Linked DNA regions of Homo sapiens: region 1 is linked to region 2. A link is a loop called in an ENCODE intact Hi-C map of the cell type or tissue named here. Cell type or tissue: heart right ventricle. All regions are shown on one strand. Each heading gives the region's core, and the rest is flanking DNA. Links, peaks and the distances in the headings are about the cores only.

Evidence for each region. A loop is a pair of places that touch in the nucleus more often than their neighbours do. Peaks named below come from ENCODE experiments on the same cell type or tissue, not always from the same donor. Only the 100,000 strongest peaks of a DNase experiment are listed, where the experiment ranks them.
Region 1: it touches region 2 in a loop (3.0-fold over the local background); 7 of 110 quality-filtered maps call a loop at or near these places.

What each region holds. Positions count from the first base shown.
Region 1 is chr15:70,715,709-70,726,917 of GRCh38, reverse strand. All of the region lies in intron 1 of UACA (uveal autoantigen with coiled-coil domains and ankyrin repeats), which reads left to right. Among named protein-coding and RNA genes, the nearest start is that of UACA, 42 kb to the left of the region's middle. RefSeq lists an enhancer at 7,773-8,274. In heart right ventricle, for the core only: CTCF peaks have their summits at 3,906 and 4,105 (motif pointing right); no DNase peak of the experiment used is centred there; H3K27ac peaks cover 4,074 bases.
Region 2 is chr15:70,807,760-70,818,968 of GRCh38, reverse strand. No RefSeq gene overlaps it. Among named protein-coding and RNA genes, the nearest start is that of LARP6, 41 kb to the left of the region's middle. In heart right ventricle, for the core only: CTCF peaks have their summits at 6,512 and 6,711 (motif pointing right); no DNase peak of the experiment used is centred there; H3K4me3 peaks cover 716 bases.

The DNA of each region.
Region 1 (11,209 bases), core at 958-8,957, 91 kb after region 2:
AGAACAGAATTGACTCCCAGGCCACCCTCTAGCTCCTGACTTTATAGGGCTCAGCTCAGTTGTGGTTCCCATTATTTCCTGTGAGATTTCCTTTGTGATTCTTTGTATAACTTTGTGATAAATCACAAATAAATTGGACAGGTACTTGTTCCTTCCAAATAAAGGAGGCTGAACAGAACAATATTTATTGTAGAAAATTTAGAAGGTACCGAACATATAAAGAAAAAATGTCTTCTCTAATACCACATCCCATAGCTGTTAATTTTTCGGCTATTCCCTTTCATTAGTATTCTGAGTGTTTATTTCTTAACATGTGATCTTAAAACCTTTTCAGGATGCTGAGCTTTGTGATCTTATTTCTATTTCAGAAGAAAAAGTAAAGCCAAATGAAATGAAAATAAGTGGAGAAAGTCGTGAATACATATTTTTAAGATCTGTATTTTAGAGAGATTTAGTTTTATACACGAATAGCAAAGAATATGCTTCTAATTCTAAGCTAATGAGAAAATCAGTGCTGTTTACATTTTTTTTTAAACAATTTCCTCCATGCTGCTCAGATATACATCTTGTAAAAGTTTGAGAAGTTTTGTTGGGGAAGAGCCAATCCTTTGTTGCCAGGTGAAGGCCTTTTGTCATCTTGGTAAATTTACCTTATGCTTATTTAAGCAGAAACTCAATCTTGATTGGATTTGGGGGTGCTGAGTTACCCTGAAAGTTCACTGATGTATTAAATCATTTTATTAATGTATAATGAGAACTAAATAGCTGGTTTAGGGGCTGGATACTTCCATCCAGTCACTTCCTGTAGGAAAGCAAGTTTGTTGGAAGCTTGCTTAGAGAAGATGCAAGCAGAACAGTGGGAATGAATAAGATTCAGATGTTTAAAGTCATCCCATTTTTATTTATTTATTTATTTGGATACATTATATTTGTATATATTTATGGGGTACCTGTGAAATTTTGCTACATTCATGGAGTGGGTAATGATCAAGTCAGGATATTTAGGGCATCCATCACCTCAGTGTTTATCATTTCTATGTGTTGGGTACATTTCAGGTTCTTTCTTCTAGCAAAGTTATCTTGATGACTTGGTGTCGCCTTCATCTTCCTTGGATTGTTTCTGCATGGCCAGTGCCAGAATTCTTGAAAACCTTCCTTCTTAATATACCTCTGCTTTCACTCAGGTACATTTGTATCCCCACTCTTGGTTTTTATTTTTTGGTTCAATGATAACATAGGAAACATATTATTAATAAGATCACAGTTCTATCTGCCTTCCTAGAGACTGGAGAATTAAGAGATCCACCATGAGAGGTCCTCCTTAAGGTTAGAAGGACACTGTGAAAGTTGAAAGATTTTCTTTTCAGACAGGGAGAAGGGAAGTTTTCCTAAAGTATTGGCTACTTCCTTTCACAACCATTGATGGCAAATGTTCCCTTTGACAATTAAAATGACTATGCTTTTCTTATATTACTGAGTAGTGCCATATCCTAAGGAACCTGGGAGGTCTGTGGACATTCTTGGTCAGAGGAAAGAGTGCTAAGCTTGATTTATCCATATTCACCATGGGAGGGAGGGCACATATAGTACCAATATTTACTTTTCCTGGACAAGATGATCCTCAAGGATTTTATTCTATTATAAATATGAGCTATATTTTAAACTCTATTTTCCTTTAACCTAACAGGGGAAGAAATTAATTTTTAGATTTTTTATATCATTATGCAGCTTTTGGGGAAAAATAATTGCTGTTTTGGAGTCATAGGATTTACCAAAAATCTATCAGATAAATCTATCAAATATTCCATCAAACGAAGATTTTTTTTTTTTTGAGATCTTGCTGTGTTGCCCAGGCTAGAGTGCAGCAGCATGGTGATGGCTCACTGCAGCCTTAACCTCCTTTGCTTAAGTGATCCTCCCAACTTAGCCTCTGGTGTAGCTAGGACTACAAGGTGCTTGCCACCATACCTGGCTAGTTAAATTTTTTTTTTTTTTTTTGTAGAGACAGAGTCTTGCTATGTTGCTGAGGCTGGTCTCAAACTTCTGGGCAAGAGTATTGCAAACTTTGTAACTTTCTTTGGTTGGGGATTTCTAGATATCTTTTTTTTTCTGGCTTGGTGCAGATGAATAGAGAACAAAGCCATTTGGGATGAAAATTTACTATGTGCTTGGGGATGCCTACTATATAGAGAAAGAGTTTAATCTATAAAAAGGTCACACTCTTTGAGGCAATTATAAGTGTGCCTTGGTTTAAAATAGTTCAGTGCATACCTTCCAAGGAAGCCATGAAGCACACCTTTTAGCGAGTGATTGTTAGCTGTACTAGTTCATTCACCAGTTTTCCTTGAAAAGTAAAACTGTGTAGTACAGTTAAAAACACTCCATTTTCAGACACATTTTCAGTTAGATATTTGCTACAGAAAGCAAACCACATATGTACTAAAATTTGAAAAAAAATTAAAACTGAGATGTTTAAAGGACTATCATTATATATTTAGGTTCTGTGCTCTTAAAGTTTCTTCTCTGAAGGGTGTAACTTTTTCTGTGAGTATGGGTTAAATATATTTCTGAGTATTATTTTCTATCAGCCTTTATGAACACTAGATAGCCTGAGAAGAAATATGGAGCATAGTATTTGGAATATTATTTTACATTTCCATGACCATCTTTTATGTGAAGTAGGTTTAGAAAGAATTCTTTAATTGCAGTATTTGTTAATTTCAGTTTATTCAGTTGCTCAACAGATACTTAAGTGCCTACTCTATGTAGACAAATAGAGTGCTAAGCTCGAACATGTACTCCTTGCTCTTGAGAAATTTGTAGACAGAAAAGTGGGGGGAGACAGGATTAGAAAGCTAACACACTTAAAATATAAAGCTACAGCTCTATGTAATAAGTGTACGAAGTAGAGATATACCAGAATATATAACAGGGAGGGCCTGACAAAATCTGGGGAGTCAGAGGAAGTTTCTTTGAAAAAGTTCAAGGCCAGGCGTGGTGGCTCACGCCTGTAATCCCAGCACTTTGGGAGGCCGAGGCGGGTGGATCATGAGGTCAGGAGATCGAGACCATCCTGGCCAACATGATGAAACCCCGTCTCTACTAAAAATACAAAAAATTAGCCGGGTGTGGTGGCAGGCACCTGTAGTCCCAGCTACCCGGGAGGCTGAGGCAGGAGAATGGCGTGAACCTGGGAGGCGGAACTTGCAGTGAGCCGAGATCACGCCACTGGACTCCAGCCTGGGCGACAGAGCGAGACTCCGTCTCAAAAAAAAAAAAAAAAGGAAAAAGTTGAGATGAGATCTGAAAAATGAGTTAGGATTAAGAAGCACAAAGGGAGTAGCACTGTACCTTGGTACTCTGTGAGGGAACTTGGTAATTTTGAAGAACTTCGCTATGAAAAGAGATTGGAGGCTAGAGGGAGAGTACCCATTTCAAGATTATACTTTAGAGGTAAGGAGGGGTGAGACCATGGAGGATCTTAGACGTCATTAAGGACTTTGGTCTTAAGAACAGTAAGTCTATTATAAGAGTATCCCTGAGTAGCTGGGACTACCGATGTGTACCACCACGCCTGGCTAATTTTTTGTGAAGACAAAGTCTACTGTGTTGCCCAGGCTGGTCTCAAATGCCTGAGCTCCAGCGACCCTCCATTCTAGGCCTTCCAAAGTTTAGGATTACAGGCGTGAGCCGCTGCACCTGCTGTTTACTGTTTTTCTGTGTCAGTACTGTGGAGCATTTTCAGAGTACACATATATTAACCCTAACTCTAATAACAAATGAAGTGGTTTTTATTAGCATTATTTTTAAAATGAGGAAACTGACGCTCAGGGGGACTAAGTAACTTGATCAAGGTAAACTAGCAAACAAATGTAAAGTCAGGAACTCTGTCCAGGTTTTTCTGATGTCAAATCCCTGTTGGTTAATAGAAATTCACTCAAAAATTGTCCATTTTTTTCTTTCTGGACAAATTCTATATTCAGATAGGTTCTTAAAGATGTTTTTAGTAATGATAAGTTAGTGCTTCTGAGTGGTGCCACCTTAATTTTTTTCAAACTGAATTGAAGAAAAAAATAGCTTCTCTTAGTTGCCACCAGAGGGAGCCAGAAAGATTGAGATTTTAATGAGCTTTGAAATGCTCAGTCAGGAATATTCATCAGTAAGCAATTCCAGTGAACTCATATTAAGAATATTCCTTAAAGTGGAATATGTGTATAGTATGTTCTCATTTTGACTTAAAAGTTTAATGTATGTCTAGATATTGAAAAGAAGTTTGAAAAGACGTATAACAAAAAATAAAGTTACTGTTTTAATGGTGGTTTTGCAGGCCAGATCCCAGCACTTTGGGAGGCCAGGAGGATTGCTTGAGCTCAGTAGTTCAGGACCAGTCTGGGCCACATAGCAAGACCTCTTCTTTACTAAAAATAAAAAAATTAGCTCAGTGTGGTGGCACATGTCTGTAGTCCCAGCTACTCAGGAGGCTGAGGTGAGAGGCTCATTTGAGCCTAGGTGATCGAGGCCATGATGAGCTACTGTGGTGCCATAGCACTCCAGACTGGGCAACACAGTGAGATCCTGTCTCAAAAAAAAAAAAAAGTGATTTTGCTAGATTGTCTTTTCCCTCTTTCTTCCCTCTTGCCTTCCTTTCCTCTTTTTTTGAGTTTGTATTAGTATTATTTTTCTACTATATGTTATTGTATAATAAAAATGACATTTATAGTAAATATAAGGAGTTTGAAGGCCGTTAAGGGGTTTATAAAGTGTTTAAAATGCCCAAACTGCATCACCCATCATTTGAATGCATTATTAATTTGCCTGGGAAATATTTTTCATATCGAAAAGGCCATCCCTTATCTGAGTTTTCAGAATTCTGAATTAGTATAGTCTAAATTTAAGAGAACTTACTGAATAGAGATACAGAATGTTTTTAAATAGGATTCAGACTTAGAACTGAGTTCATGGAATCACCTTTCTTTTGCATCTAATGGGCAAATGGTATAAAATCAGGTAACCACTTTAATTGAATGTTTACCAGATAATCTGTACCCTTGTTTTTTGACAGCATGGTATAGAAAAAATTTAAAGTTTAGAATTAGATAATCTCAGGTTTGAGTTTTAACTATTCCTTGGTAACTGTGTAATGTTGGCAGGTGACTGAACTTACTCTAAGTTTCTTTTCTTTTTATGAAGATGGTAATAAAAGCCTGTGTTGATTATAGTTGAGGACTGTGCAAAGCGCTGGGTTAATAAAAGTTTATTAGGGTTGCAACTGTAATTTTTTTTTTTTTTTTAAGATGGAGTCTCGCTCTGTTGCCCAGGCTGGAGTGCAGTGGCGTGATCTCGGCTCACTGCAAGCTCTGCCTCCTGGGTTCACGCCATTCTCCTGCCTCAGCCTCCCGAGTAGCTGGAACTACAGGCTCCCGCCACCACACCCGGCTAATTTTTTTGTATTTTTCAGTAGAGACGGGGTTTCACCGTGTTAGCCAGGATGGTCTCGATCTCCTGACCTTGTGATCCGCCCACCTCGGCCTCCCAGAGTGCTGGGATTACAGGCGTGAGCCACCGCGCCCATCCGCAACTGTAGTTTTATATTTTGCCACCCATCACATCCAACAACCAAACTGAACTGATTTATCCTTTAAAGAATCTATATTTACCCACACCCATAGCCATTCTAGAAACAGAATGGGAATGGGTGTTCTTTACCTCACTAACTGTACTCATTTTGCCACCTAAGGCATCTCACACTATATTCAACTACCAGAATTATACTTGTATGTAACGCCATTCCTCCCCCTTTAACCTTTTGTTTCATTTGATTTCTGTATTAATCAACTTCACTGCAGAAACAATCTCCAAATCTTGGTGGTTTGTCAGCATTATGGCACATGTAGGCTTTGGGCTGACTGTGCAAGTGGCTGCACTCCACATTTTCATCCTAAGATCCAGAATGATGGAGCATCCTCTGTCTCTACCTGCCATTTTCATGGTAGTGAGCAGAATTCAGGGCTGGCTGTAACTTGTGATACTGTTAAATCTTCTGCTCAGGAGTGGAGTACTTCATGACTGCCAAAGCATGTCACATGGTCAGGTGCAGAGTCAGTGAGGTGCAGGGGCGCATATTCTTCAAAGACAGGGCTGGTAAATACCAAACAGTAATATAATCTACCACAGTTTGTCCTCTTGATCACAAATATTGACTTACTTTGCTTCGGCATACAAAATATATTTATCTCTTCCTCAAGGAAAATACTCTAAGAATTTCCTTCAATAACATTAGTCTTGAAGTCTAAACCTCTTTAGGATTTCTACGTCTTTTATCTATGTAGATTTTCTTGATCCAGAGATCAATGAACTAAAATACCAGTTCTGCCATCCATCTCTCCCAGTAGTGGAACAGAGACAGGATATCCACAATAAACATTCCTGTTAAGAAAGGGGAAGAATGGGTGGGGCATGGTGGCTCATGCCTGTAGTAGCACTTTGGGAGGCTGAGGTGGGAAGATCACTTGAGCCCAGGAGTTTGAGGCTGCAGTTAGTCATGATCATACAACTGCACTCCAGCTTGGGCAACAAAGCAAGACACTGTGTATTAGTCCATTCACACATTGCTATAAAGAAATACCAGAGAATGGGTAATTTATAAAGAAAAGAGGTTTAATTGGCTCACTGTTCTGCAGGCTGGACAGGAAACATAGTGGCATTTGCTTCTGGAGAGGCCTCAGTAAACTACAATCAGGGCAGAAGGTGAAGGGGAAGCAGGCATATCTTACATGGCTGGAGCAGGAGGAAGAGAAAGAGGGGAGGTGCTGCATGCTTTAAACAACCAGATCTCATGAGAACAGCACCAAAGGGAGAAATCTGCCTCCATGATCCAGTCACCTCTCACCAGGCTGACCTCCAACATTGGGGATTACAATTCAACATGAGATTTGGGTGGGGACGCTGATCCAAACCATATCACCCTGTATCTCAAACAATTTATAAATAAATAAGGGGGAAGAAAGGAAGCACATAACAATTGTGGGTCCTTAGCAATGAAAATCTTACTGGATAAATGTAGGAAGGGTAACTTTTCTTGGCCCTAGGGGATTTTCCTCGATTATTCACCCAGTTTGTTGTTTTCCATGATTCTTGGGTGGGTACTCTGTAAGGTGTTTCCTTTAATATATCATTCTTGTCTACTTTTGAATGGAGTATTGGAGGATATGCTCTTCTTGGTCAGGGAGTGTTATAAGGGTTGAACACCTTTCTCAACCCACTTCTTGCCTATAGAAAATCGAGGGCCCAAAGGTAATCTAGAAGAATAATGTTTCCTTAATTCAAACAGAATGATGTTTTGGTGGTTGTATTTTTTCTTTTTATCTATTTGATTTCAGTCAGAGCCATGTGCCAGTAGCTACATCCTCAACTCGTTGAGATGTGCATTTTATTTTGGTTTTCAGTACAGGTATCTTGAGCTTATTGAGCTTCCGTGGGTCCACATTCTTAGTCTGCCTGTCGGGGGAATCCCCCACCAAGCCATTTTGTTCCACTGAGTGGATTTACTGGGGGCAGCATTAATTCAAAGGTCTTAGACACTATGATGGCTACACTTATGATTTGGTCTTTGCCCTGGGTTTATGTCATAATTGGCCTTTGTAAACCCTTTTTACTTGTTGGAAATGGGAAATAGTTGGGAGTTTCTACCTTGCAAGTCCAGGAATTTCAGGTTCTCTCTTTTTTTATCCTTACTTGCACATAGGCCCCTTTTCTGAGCCTCTTCTCTTCTCTTCTCTTCTGTTCTCTTCTCTTCTCCTTCTCCTTCTCTTCATCTTCTCTTTCTCTTTCTTCCTTCCTCCCTCTTTCCTTCCTCCCTTCTTTCTACCCTTCCTTCCTCCCTTCCTTCCTCCTTCCTATGACTGGGGGATTCCTTTTTCCTTTAATGAGCTAATCTAATGGTACTTTATTAAATCTACTTAATGACAACTAAAGTTCAGCTTTTATAATCTTTTTGCCAAGTTATTCAATTTTTTATGTGACAGTTTTATTTACCACCACTTTATGTGGGTTGCTATTTTTCCATTCTCCAGTAACAGTTTTCTTGCTTTCTGCCACCTGGTTTCAAAGCCTATATCACATATTTTAAAATTATTTTTGGTGGTAGCTGTTGTTAAGGTAGCACCCCACTTTTGGTACCAAATTTTGCAGTGTTCAGCCATGTTATAGTAATTACCTCCAAATTTAAGTGGCTTCTCAAGATAACAAACTTATATTTCCCACTAACTTTATATTATAGACCGTGATTCAACTTCAGTTCTGCCCTGACCTGTGGCTCTGCTCCAGACTTTTTCTCATTTGGGAACCAAGGCTGAAGGAACAGGCCTCGTAAGATATGTGCCAGTCTCTTCACAAAGTACTACAGCAAGAAGGCTGGCTGTAACTCAGATTGCTGCTTAAAGCTTTTGGTAACATGCATTGTACCTCACTTCTATTCACATTCTATTGGCCAAACATATCACATGGCTGATCCCCAAAGCAATAACCTAGGGATGTCAACTCCTAACACACACACACACACACACACACACACACACACACACACACACACACATTCTCTCTCTCTCTCCCTCTCCCTCTCTCCCTTCCTCTCTCCCTCTCTCCCCCTCCTCCCCCTCCCTCCCCCCCGTTCCTCTGTCTCTCTCTCTCACCTTGTAAGGAAGCAGGAGAATAAATAATTTCAAATAGTAATACAATATATCATAACTTTCTGTTGATGTACCAAAAAATCAGAGTATATCCCTTTTTAAATGTAAGGATATACTAACCTAGTATGTAAATCAGGGTTATCCAGAGAAATAAAACTAATAGGATATATATGTGTGTGTGTGTGTGTGTGTGTGTGTGTGTATAAAGAAATTTATTTTAAGGAATTGGCTGATGTGATTATGGTACTGGCAAATCTGAAATTTGTAGAGCAGGCAGGGAAGTCAGGCAGGATTTTCATGTTACAGTCTTGAGGTAGAATTGCTTCTTCTCTGGGAATCCTGTTTTTGCCCTTAAGCCCTTTAAGGGATTGAGGCCTATCTACATTATAGAGGGTAATCTCAACTGATTATAGATGTTAATCACATCTACAAAATACCTTCACAGTTACATCTGTGCTTGTATCTGTCCAAACAGCTGGGCACCATAGCAGAACCAAACTGACACAAAATTTAACCATCACATATACATTGTGCAATTTTGCAGATAGTAAAATATGAGTATGGAGAGTACTTTCTGGTAGGTCTTATGAGAAGGCAGCATGCAGATTAGCTTGATCAGAGCCAATAAACTAGGTGTCTTCTTGCCAAAGTTCAGTGAGTACCTGAAACAAGGGTTGGCAAACTGTGGCCTACTGCCCATTTTTATAAATAAAGCTTTAGTGGAAAACAGCCATGCTTATTCATTACATATTGCCTATGGCTGTTTTAGTTTACAGTGGCAGAGTTGAATAGTTAAAACAGAAACCACATGGCCTGCAAAGTCTAAAATACTTACTATGTAATCTTTTACTGAAAAAGTTTGCCAAACTCTAAAGGTTACACATAGAGAAGGCTCTTATGGTTCTTGCTCTGTTATGGTCCATGCCTAGTTTAGTGTTTCCATTCAAGTGTGAATGTATACTGATTAGACATTACAGTAGTAGCAGTGTTTCATTGTTTGTTTGTTTTTTAGACAGAGTTTTGCTCTTGTTGCTCAGGTTGGAGTGCAATAGTGTGATCTCGGCTCACCGCAACCTCCGCCTCCTGGGTTCAAGCAATTCGCCTGCCTCAGCCTCCCGAGTAGCTGGGATTACAGGCATGCGCCACCACATCTGGCTAATTTTGTATTTTTGATAGAGACGGGATTTCTCCATATTGGTTAGACTGGTCTCAAACTCCTGACCTCAGGTGATCTGCCCGCCTTGGCCTCCCAGAATGCTAGGATTACAAGCATAAGCCACTGTGCCCAGCCATGTTTCATTGTTTGAAGCCACAAATTTATTAATAAAAATTATTAACTGCTTAGTTTTTATTGCATGGCCATTCAGATTGTCTTTTAGATCAGATGCTGAGTTCAGCTTTTATTGATAAAACATAGATGAATACTGTTAGGTTTTAAATGAATACTTGCATATCTTTGGGAAAGAGGAAAAATACTTTTTCTAATAAAATTTTATCAGCATAATATTATTAATATTGTATCTATTTTCCTTCTTTTAGGAGGGTAAAAAGACATTTCTGTTCCCAGCTCATCCCCTATTTTTAGATAATGGATAAAAAAATTATAAACTATTATTTCTCAATTTGGCTGCTCTTATATCTATAAAATTGAATTAGACTACAAGAGGTAAGATGTTTGTATTTCTAAACCAAAGAATACTTGCAGCTGTAGTTAGTGGAGAGAATCTAGGCTCTAGATTCAGGCAGTCCTAGGTTTAAATTTAGTGGCTTATAACAACTATTTTATTTGCTGATGACTTCGTAGGTCAGCAATTTGGGCTGGACTCTGCTACATGGTTGTTCTGCTGGTCTGGTCTGTCTGGGGTCACTCATGTGGCTGCAGTCGTCTGGTGGCTGCACGAGGACTGGATGGTCTAAAATGGCAGCACTGATAATGTCTGGCACATGATGCTTGCTGGTGTGGCTGGGTGGCTGGGCTCTTTTTCTGTCATGCTCTCCTACCCTCAAGGGGGCTAGCTTGTTCACAGTGTGCTAGCAGCATTCCCAGAGTAGAGCAGAAGCAGCAGGATCTCCTACAAAGGTCACTTCTGCCACATTGTATTTGTCAAATTAAGTTACAAGTCCAGGCCGGATTCAAGGATTCAACGGATGAGGAAATAAATGTCATTTCTTGATGACAGGAGTGGCACAATCACATTGCAAAGGGCTGGGCTTATAGCAGTGAAAGAAATGGATAGTGGCTGCATCATCCACTGCATCATCCACCGCCTTAAATTAGTTCCTTTATATCCCATTTGGAAAGTAGAAATAACAGTTTGACTTAACTTGAAGGGTTCTTCTTCAAGTTTAAGAATTGTGTATATACAACACTTAAGAGGTTTTTTCTAAACAATTTTGAAATATAATCCTTATTTATAATGCTGTGTTTTTATTATAGATCTAAATATGAGAACAAACATTCTTTCTCATTATTAATTTGGCCATGTATTTTTAATATGGGAGACATGTATTAAGACTCACTG
Region 2 (11,209 bases), core at 2,060-10,059:
AATTAAACATATATTTACCATTTGACTCAGAAATATCATTTGTGGGTATGTCTCATACAGAAATGAAAACTCACATTCACAGAAAAATCTGTACACAATAATGGTAGCGTTATTCAGAATTGCACCAAACTGAAAACTACCCAAATGTTTGTCAACAAATAAATGGATAAACAAACTGTGGTACATCCACACAATGGAATACTACTCAACAATAAAAAGGAATGAGCTACTGATACACTCAACAATGTAGATGAATATTGAATGCCTTATGCTAAGTGAAAGACACCAGTCTCGAAAGATTTATACTGTCTGATTCCATTTGTATGGCTGTCTGGAAAAAGCAAACTTATAGGAACAGAAAACAGACCAGTAGTTGCCAGGGTATGGGAGGAAAACGGACTGACTACAAAAGGCCAGCATGAAGGAATTCTATTAGATATTGAAATTGTTTTGTATCCTGTTTGTGGTGGTGATTACAAGACTCTATGCATTGTGAAATGTCATAGAACTGGACAACAATGGGAGTGAAGTTTACTGTAAGTTTTTAAAAGTAATAAAGGGCCAGATGTGGTGGCTCACGCCTGTAATCCCAGCAGTTTGGGAGGCCGAGGCAGGTGGATCACAAGATCAGGAGTTTGAGACCAGCCTGGCCAATATTGTGAAACCCTGCCTCTAATAAAAATACAAAAATTAGCCCGGCATGGTGGCATATGCCTGTAGTCCCAGCTACTCAGGAGGCTGAGGCAGGAGAATTGCTTGAACCCAGGAGGCGGAGGTTGAAATGAGCCAAGATCGCGCCACTGCGCTCCAACCTGGGCAATAGAGTGAGATTATCTCAAAATAAATAAATAGATAAATGTAATAAAAATGATTGATTTGTGGTTTCAGGTGTGTATGCAGCCACCTATCCTTGTAAGTTCCCTGAACCTGAAGTGCTCAGTGCATAAACTAAAGGCCAGTGTGGCTGGAGCTCAAAGAGCTTGGGGGAGAGTGTCACACAGCAAGGTCAGAGAGATGGGCAGAGCCAGCCCATGTAGTGCCATAGAAACACTTGGAAAGGAATCTATGCCTCTTAAAGATCATTCTGGCTACTAAGTGGAGAATGGGTATATAATAGTAAATTATGGGAAAGGTGCTTTTTCATTTTTAAAAAGTGATTAAAGAGAAAAGTAATCATGTTTTGAGAAGACAGATCCAAATAATTGAAACATTTAACTGTGACTGAGGACTGGGAAGGAGAAGAAAACAGTTTGGCCTTTAAAATGAGGTTTAGCTTTGTGGTTACAGTTTCCTTGTTTGGCCAGCTCCACTGGTGCAGGGACAGGGCTTCTTCCAATGTGTTTTCTTGGCCTTCTGTTTCAGAATAAACAAATATGACATCTCCAAGCTATTCAGGGGGTCCCAGGTATTCAGGGTGGCCTGATCCAGAACACAGAAGCTTTCTCACAGGTCACAGCTTGGGCTCTGTTGCTATAAACACAAGACACAGGAGGCCCAAGCAAGTCTGAACACCTCCTGGAGCTGTTTTCTAGGCCATCCCAAGTCCTCATGGACAAATGAGGCTTAACCATGGGGAACTGAGCTTCATGGGTAGGGCTAGCACCTCTGACCTCAGAAACACTGGAAGATGAGTGTGGTCAAGGCTGTTGGGAGCCCCATGAATCACTGCTTGAAGGGGCTTGACATGTGATGGCTGGCACTGCAGACAGGAGATGACAAGTCGAGAGCCAACAGAGGAGTCTGTTTGCTGGACCCTCCTGCTGGCAGCAAAAATGCCAACCCAAACCCCCAAGTCTATTCATAAAATGGCTGCAAAGACATCAATCCTGATTTTTAAAAAGAGAAAGACTTCAGCCTGAGCTGAGGGAGGCCGATTCCTCCTCCTTTGCGGTTGCGGGATAGCTGCAAAAAATTGTGAGATTATTCAAAATTTGACAGGCTGTGAACACAAAAAGAAAAAAGTCTCAATAAATGCATAAAAACAATTTTTAAAAGTAACATTTACTCCTAATAGCAATGTTTTATATAAGAATAGAAGGATACCTTGGGTGATGGGGGCACCAAAGTCTCAGAAATCACCACCAGATAACTTTTCCATGCAACCAGAGCACCAAAAAGAGAATGGAAGGGTAGTTGCATAATATAACCAAAAACTTCCACGTGCACATCAAATGACTGCCGGCATCACGCTCAAGGGAAGACACTCATGAGCATTCTCCTGGCATCAGAGAAAAGACAAAGGCGCCTGGCATTAGCACTGCTTTTGTATTCTCTTCTGGAAGTGCTTTCAAAGTCACTAAGCAAGAGAATGAAATAAGAAATATAAATAAGAAATATAAATATTAGGAAAAGAAACCAGATGATCAATTTTTGCACATTTCATAATCTTCTACCTAAGGAAGAAAAAAACAAGAAAATGAGTTTAAAAATCTGTTAGAGGCCAGGCGCGGTTGCTCACCCCTGTAATCCCAGCACTTTGGGAGGCCAAGGCAGGCAGATCACCTGAGGTCAGGAGTTCAAGACCAGCCTGGCCAACATGGCAAAACCTCTACTAAAAATACAAAAATTAGCCGGGCCTGGTGGCGGGCACCTGTAATCCCAGCTACTCGAGAGGCTGAGGCAGGAGAATCGCTTGAGCCCAGGAGGCGGAGGTTGCAGTGAGCCGAGATCACACCACTGCAGTCCAGTCTGGGCAACAGAGCGAGACTCTGTCTCAAAAAAAAAAAAAAAAAAAAAAAAAAATATGTTGGAAATAGTAACAATGGCCATTTAAAGAGGCCATTTCATTTGGTTCCTGGGATGCCTCTGCACCTCTTTCCTGCTTTATTTCTCCTCTTGGTAATGGGCAAACATCTCCTCAATAAAAAGGTTAGCCTGTCCCCATTGAAATCTCTTAGCATGAGGACTGCAGCCAAGCCCTATGGCTCAATTTCAAGTCCCCTTTTAAATGGAAACCATTTGATACCTTTTGCTCATGCATCCTGAAATCTTTGAATATGCTGAAAGAAAGCGGGGAGTTCTGACTCAGAGATTTAACCCTCTGTCTACACAAACATTGGTGACTACTCTACTAGAAAACAAACAAAAAGAGCAAAAAAAATTTGTTTAAACCAGTAACACAAGGAAAGTCAATAAAAGACTATTGGTTAGTGGGTTCCCCAGCATGTCCCGCGAAGTGCTTTTCATGTGTTCACCATTGTCCGTGTTCAGATTACCAGGACCAAAATGACACCTGGGCAAACAGAAGACAAAAACAAGACCTGAGTTGGGAGTGAGGAGAGGCGGAGTCAAACCATGGATGCCAGGAGGAGTAGCTCTGTTGTCTCAAGGATGTCAGTAGTCCTTGCCACTCTCTGGTCTCAGTTTCCTCACGTATAAAATAAAGGGCTAGGACTTGGTCTATGACTTCAAACCTGTCATACCTAGACAATTTTCATTCTGCTTACTTACATTTTCCAATTTTTACCACTGGTCTTAAATTCGCACCTTCTCCTTATCACATATGTCTTCATATCTATGGGAAGTCTCTGCTTGAATATCCTGCTGCCACCCAAAATGAATTGAGTTAAAAATCATAACTCTAGATCAGCCTTCTCTGTCAACCACCTTTCTCTTTCCCATTTGTGAAAGGAAAATATCTTGAGCCCCTAAAATCACTAAGCTAAAGGGAAAAGTCAAGCTGGGAACTGCTTAGGGCAAACCTGCCTCCCATTCTATTCAAAGTCACTGAGATAAATGCATATCTGATTGTCACTTTGGAGAGGCAAAAGAATGCAACCATTTGTCTCTTATCTACCCACGACCTCGAAGCCCCCTCCCTGGCTTCCAGTTGTCCCACCTTTCTGGACCAGACGGAACCAATGTTCATCTTACATATGTTGATTGATGTCTCATGTCTCCCTAAAATGTACAAAACCAAACTGTGCTCTATCCACCTTCGGCACATGTCATCAGGACCTCTGGAGGCTGTATCACAGGCCTGCGTCCTCAATCTTGGCAAAATAGACTTTCTAGATGAACTGAGACTTGTATCAAATATTCAGGGTTCACACCTTTATCTCAGTAAAGAAGGAATTTATGCTGTAACCTAAATGGCAGCTTTCCCATTCTTCTTAAGGGTCACGTGCTCCTGTATTTAGTGGTGGTGGGGTGGAGTTGTCTTCCTACTCCCACATCTCAGTTTTCCCCTGGCCTCCATCCCTCTGAGCTCTTTTGTCTTCTGGCAGCTCTTGGTTCCTTGTGGTCCCCAGTTCAGGTCATCACTGGGCAAGCCTGCCCCAGCATCCTGCTGCTTCCTGCACAATGATCTCCGAGCATTGGGAGGCAGCAAATGTGTCTCTCCTGTCTTCATGACATAACCACACAAAAGTGAATAAATATATCCAACTTTACTCAAGGTGGGAAAATTAAAGAAAGTCACAACATATCAGAGAAAAGTTTTAAATGGCCATCAATACCATTTTTCTTGTGCTCCCAAGGAAAACCATTCAATGAATTAAACATTTCATTGAATGGTTTTCCATGGAAAACTGGAGACTCTTTAGGTGGTGCCTTTCAGTTTTTAATCTTGTTCTTTTGACTTTATATCTACCTTCCTTTCAGAGACACAGCCTCCTTCAAACCTTCCCCCTCTGGAATGTTGCTGTGGTTCAAATGTGTCCCCCAAAAGGCATTAAGCTTAATCCCCAGTGTAACAGTATTAAGAGGTGGGACCTCTAAGAGATGAGGCCATGCGGGCTGTACCCAATGAGTGGATTGATACTGTTTTCATGAGATTGGGTTCATTATTGCAGGAATGAGTTCCTCCTGAGAAGATTACTTCAGCCCCCTTCCCTCTCACGTGTGTGCACTCTTGCCTGTGTGATGCCCTCCGCCATGTTATGACAGCAAGAAGGCCTTCCCAGATGTGGCAACTTGATCTTGGACTTCCCAGCCTCCAGAACCATGAGCCAAATAAATTTCTGTTCATTATAAATTACCCAGTCTATGGTATTCTGTTGTAGCAGCAAAAAATCCACTAAGACAGGTATGTATCCTCTCCTGTGTTTGAGAAACTTCACCTCCCACCTACAGGGACTGGTCTGTCACACAAGGCTCTCCCACACCCTACCCAACTCCCCCCGAGAGTTGATTTAGCCAAGTCTTAGTTATTCCATTCAGAATTGCACCTGGTAGCTCATCAAACTGGTCCAAGACAAACTTGGGCTCTCCAAGTCCCTCAGAGCCAGACGAGCTGTCGGGGATGCAGGGATTCATGCTTGTTTCCCCTTAAGTTGTCCCTACCAAAGTGAATGGAAAAGAGATGTCTTTATTCCTCCTAATGCTCCTGGAATAATAGTCGGTGCATGCACACACTCTCCCCTGACAAACATTAATTCCCAGAAATAGCATAGATTTTACCTTTAAAAAGAAAACAAACCTTATTTTTCCCAAACTGTCCATACTCTACCAGGCTGTGCCTTGGAGTTTCACTTTACATCGTTTTGGTGACCAGAATGTATTCTTTTGCTCAATTTTCCATCCATCCTACCTTCAAATGGTGCTCCCTTCGACTGACCAAGAATAAGAAAAGGGGCCTGTTGGCCATATACCTTTGCTAGTAACTTGTAAAGCGTCTCAAAGACCCCCCCCCCGCCCCATTGCCCCAAAAGCTTGGAAAGTATTATTTATAATGTGAGAGACAAATGAAGTTTTTAGATGATGGAGCCATGCATGCTGTTCTCCAATTTCTGTCCCAATGTGGTGAGGGGGCAGAGGTGTGTGTGTCTGTGTGTGTGTGTGTGTGTGTGTCTGTGTGTGTATGCGCATGCAGGAAGGTTGGGAGGGTAATTCTTCCAGTTATAATAGCAATAAAAATGGTGATGACTGACCCGTCCTAAATGTTATAGCATCTCTCATTCCTGACCCAGAGAGCTATAAAAATACCAGTGCCTCACCCTGCACTATTAAATCAGAGTCTCTGGGAGGTAAAGCCTGGGCATTGTGGTTTTTAAAAGCCTGCAGGTGATTCCAATGTGCAGCCAGGACTGAGAACCACTGGGAAATTGCCACAGCTGGAAAAAGTCACCTTTTGATTCACCTGAAATGAATGATGCAGACTAAGGTAGCATTGTTCCATCAGGCTCCTTTCAGCATCCAAGATTCTGGGTAAAACCTCAAATAGAATGGGGTGTGAGGGTACTGGCTTCCCACGATGCAGTTGGTATGGAGGGTCTGGAATGGCAGTCACCACCAATCCCAGGAAGAGGCTCCCACAGCATAGGCAGACCCTTATTTTTTTTTTTTTTTTTTTTTTTTTTGGAGATGGAGTCTCACTATGTCGCCCAGGCTGAAGTGCAGTGGTGCGATCTCGGCTCACTGCAAGCTCCGCCTCCCGGGGTTCACGCCATTCTCCTGCCTCAGCCTCCCGAGTAGCTGGGACTACAGGCGCCCGCCACCACGCCTAGCTAATTTTTTGTGTGTTTTTAGTAGAGACGGGGGTGTCACCGTGTTAGCCAGGATGGTCTCGATATCCTGACCTCGTGTTCCGCCCGTCTCGGCCTCCAAAAGTGCTGGGATTACAGGCTTGAGCCACCGCGTCCGGCTAGCAGACCCTTATTCTTAATGTAAAGTTATGACTGCAATTATTGTACAGTGCCTGATACAGAGCGGACCTCAACAAATACAGTACTTGAAATAAATACGACCACAGAGAGTAAACAAGCAGTTACTCTCTTCTACCACAAGATGGCAACATTTCAAGACTCACTCTAGAACAATGCTCAAGTCTCAACTGCCAAAATGAAAAGGATGCACGGTTGATAAACGACGAAGCTAGGTGAGTTTTCCTCGATTTTTATTTTTCACCCTTTATCTTTTTAAATAAGTGGAGCCAGGAGCAATGGCTCATGCCTGTAAATCCTAGCACTTTGGGAAGCCGAGGCAGGAGGATTGCTTGAGCCCGGGAGTTCCAGACCAGCCTGGGCAACATAGTGAGACCAACATCTCTACAAAAAATAATTTTAAAAAAATTAGCTGGGTGTGGTGGCATATACCTGTAGTCCCAGCTACTCTGAAGGCTGAGGTGGGAGGACTGCTTGAGCCTGGGAGGTCAAGGCTGCAGTGAGACGTGATTGTACCACTGCACTCCAGCCTGGGCAACAGAGTAACACCCTGTCTCAAAAAAAAAAAAAAAAAAAAAAAAAAAGTGAGAACATAGTGAGTTCACATGGCTCATGTCTCTCCTAGAAGGCTGAGCTGCTTGGTTGACATCTGCATGCTCACAGGATCTTGGAAAGGTAGGTCAGTACCAAGCATGAAACTATTTTATGTAAGGACAGTAAATGACCCCAATTTGGTTTTTCTACCAATAAATCATCTGCCTTATGCCAGGAGACATATTTCCAAGTCACCCTGTCCCCTAGCTTTTTTCATCCACAGGGGGACTTTTGGGAAACAACTGATTTGTGGAAACACAGATACATTTGGGTGTATATCAATTAATAAGACCTCTAAGAACAAGCTCCACTTAATAAAGCTGGCCTTGGGACCAGGGATGTTGGCCTTGGCACCGGGGAGGCTGGCCTTCTCCATGTGTTGGAGAGGAAGCACAGTGACATCCCATGACCGGCTTTTGATTGATTGGCTGAGATCTGGGCCCGGCTACATGAAGGACTATAAGCCTGGTGTTTAAAGAGCCCATAAACTCAGGCAATCAGGGCCCCCGCTCTGTGTTGGCTGTGTGTGGCCCCTGGGGTCCATGTGCAGGGGTCACAGACAGACAGATCATGCCAAAGAGGCAGGGGTTACCTACTTGGCCATCTGCTCCTGCAGCGTCTGAGCTGCCCGCAATACCAGTCACTTGACCCTGGGGGCAGAGGAAGATGAAGTGGCACACGGGGGTGGGATGGCCCGATGGTGTGAGCCACTTACCTTCTGACCGAGCCACTTACTTTCTGACTGCTCCCAGGAGATGAATTAGAAAGGTCTGGGCTTAATAACTATTTAGACATGAAGCATTGCTCAAGATACTTTCCACAATAATGTCTGTAGGTCTCATGCATAGGTAGCAATCCTGGGGCTAATCCCATCCTCTACCTTTTTGGACCCCAGGTCTGTACTGCTCAGTGCTGCTCAGGGATAAATTGTAAATTCACAGTCCTCAGTGCATCTGTACAATCCTTTGACCTGCCTCTAGGAAGCATCCTTTCCTGTCCCCACGATGGCTATTCCAGACCTTCCCCACTACTCCTTAATTTCCATCCTTACCTCAAGTCTCCTCTCAGCAGATGGCTTTGCCTCCTAGCTCCCAGCAAAAATTGAGACCATCCTGCCTGGCTGGGCGCGGTGCCTCACGCCTGTAATCCCAGCACTTTAGGAGGCTGAGGTGGGTGGATCACCTGAAGTCAGGGGTTCGAGACCAGCCTGACCAACATGGCAAAACACTGTCTCTACTAAAAATACAAAAATTAGCCAGGCATGGTGGCGTGCGCCTGTAGTCCCAGCTACTCAGGAGGCTGAGGCAGGAGAATTGCTTGAGCCCAGTGAGCCAAGATCGTGCCACTGCACTCCAGCCTGGGTGACAGAGTGAGACTCTGTCAAAAAGAAAGGAAGGAAGGAGAAAGAAAGAGAAAGAAAGAAAGAAAGAAAGAAAGAAAGAAAGAAAGAAAGAGAAAGAAAATTGAGACCATCTGGCATGAAATCCCTCTACTTCCAGCCTCCCTCCCACAAAAATATTTAGGTCTGCCAGCCCTCACATCCTCCCCACCAGTGTCAGAGAACTGGGTGCGCCATCTATATAGACACCAGAATCTCTTCCCCAGTGCCCTGGATTCCAGTGCCTTCACCCCTCACATATTTCCTCGGGGTCTTTGCTCTACCAGCTTTCATCTCCCTCTCTCTCTCTCTCTCTCTCTGGCTCTTTCCATGTGCACACTCCTCCATCATAAAAAAAAAAACAAAAACAGAACAAAACGAAGGCCTCCCTTAAGCCTGTCTATGACCCATAGTACCACATTCTCCAGCCTGCTTCAGTTCCCTCAAACCCAACTGCTTAGCTCCAGATGTGGGGCAGCAGTAAAGACACAGGGAAATGGGGAAGGGGTAGAAATCTCTTCCCCTCTCCTTCCCACCTTTCCCCACTGGTAGTCTCTTACCACCGGTAGCAGTAGAACAATAAAAATAAACAAAGGGCTCAAGCGGTAGCACCACCATGCACGTGTGACAATGACCTTGTAGTCTCTGACATCCAAGCTGGCATCAGATGTGTCTGCAGGCTGCTGAGGCTGTGGGCAGCAAGAGCCTCTGTCCTAGGTTTCCCCGGGCTTTACCTTCTGCCAAATCATGCCTTTAGCTTTCAATACCAAGGCCACAGTGAAAACAAGCAGGCAAGAAGCCTGTTCTTTCTAAGGATAAAATGGGGACAGGAGCAGCGGTGGAAATATCATTCAGGGATAGGAGGCAGATCTGCTCTGGGCTGAGGTCAGCGTGGGTGGCTCAGTGGGCCTATGCAGCCTTGGAGATGAAATGGGTTCCAGAGGAGACCTGGATTATTGTTCATGTCATTCCCCATCCCCACACTTGGAATCTAGTCTGGGAAATCTTTCAGACTGGCCTCAGCCACTGGCGTTTTGCCCCTCCCTCAGGCCTGAGTCCTGCAGTCCCTCTCTGCAGTTGCTGTTCCCAGGACACTGACCCAAAAGTCTCCTACGCTTCAATTTTCCTAATCATTACAACAAAAACACCCTTGCCAGCTCATCCTGTATGTCCAGCAATATGCTAAGTAACCCACGTACATCATCTCATTTAATTTGATCACCACTGACTCAATGGAGTACGTTTGATTATCTTCATCTCATGGAGGAGGAAACTAAGAGATGGAGAAGTCAGGTCTTCTTAGAGAACTTTACAGAGATAGTGAGCGATGGGACTACGATTCGAAGAGTGGCCTGTTTGACTCCATGCTCTCTTGATTCTACTGCCCAAATATTTGTAAGGCGTATGAGTTTGTTCTAACATACTCAAAAGCAAGAAATGTAACATTACGAATGTGGCAAACCCTCACTAGACAGGGCCAGCAAGATGGCCAGTATATGTTTTTTTTATTTTTTTATTTTTAGTAGAGAAGGGATTTTGTCATGTTGGCCAGGCTGGCCTCAAACTCCTGACCTCAAGTGATCCACCTGCCTCAGACTCTCAACGTGCTGAGATTACAGACATAAGCCACCTTGCCCGGCCCTCTATCATAACCCATTTCTCCTAAAAAAAAAAAAAAAAAAAGGCAGCACTCGCATGATAAAGCTTATGAAGTGTGAGAGGAAGAGGAAATGAGGCAGAGAAATAGTGAAAACCAGACAGGTGCAGTGGCTCACGCCTGTAATCCCAGCACTTTGGGAGACTGAGGCGGGTGGATCATTTGAAGTCAGGAGTTCAAGATCAGCCTGACCAACATGGTGAAACCCCGTCTCTACTAAAAATAAAAAAAATTAGCCGGGCGTGGTGGCATATGCGTGGTGGCACATGCCTTTAATCCCAGCTACTCGGGAGGCTGAGGCAGGAAAATCGCTTGAACCTGGGAGGCGGAGGTTGCAGCGAGCCAAGATCGTGCCATTGCACTCTAGCCTGGGCGACAGAGCAAGAGTCTGTCTCAAAAAAAAAAAAAAAAGAAAGAAAGAAAAGAAAAAAAGAAATAGTGAAAACCAACAAAGTGGGATAATAAAGCTGGCTGTGGCACCCCATGAAATAGAAAGAATCACCAAGCCACACTAGAGTCTCTGGGGAGGCCACATAAAGCCATTGCACCTCAGAGCAGTGTGTTAGGGAGAATCATCAAGAACCTATCTGTTACTTGGGTCTCTCACTGCTCAAAGTTCACACCATGGGGCATTAGCTGCCCCCTACTTTGGGTTGTGTACCTGGGCCAGCCTCAGCGGACCTAGGTAAGGTTGGACATGGAAGTGGGTGCTGGAGCTGTTTCAGCTCCTTCCCATCGCAGCAGGCATAATGAAGTTCATGCCAAAACCCAGCACTCACCCCCAGGGTGGCTGAGACAGCCTGCTGTGTTGGGAAGTGGGGTGTCGGTGGAAGCAGGGGCTCTCCCTTGTGCAAGTGGTCAGGAGAAGGCCTTGGGGGCAGGCAAGTGACCTTAGGCAGATCTGGCTCTCCATTTCTTTCAACAACAAGTCTAAATTCTTTATCACAGCATCCAAGACTCTCCCCAGGGTGGCTTCAC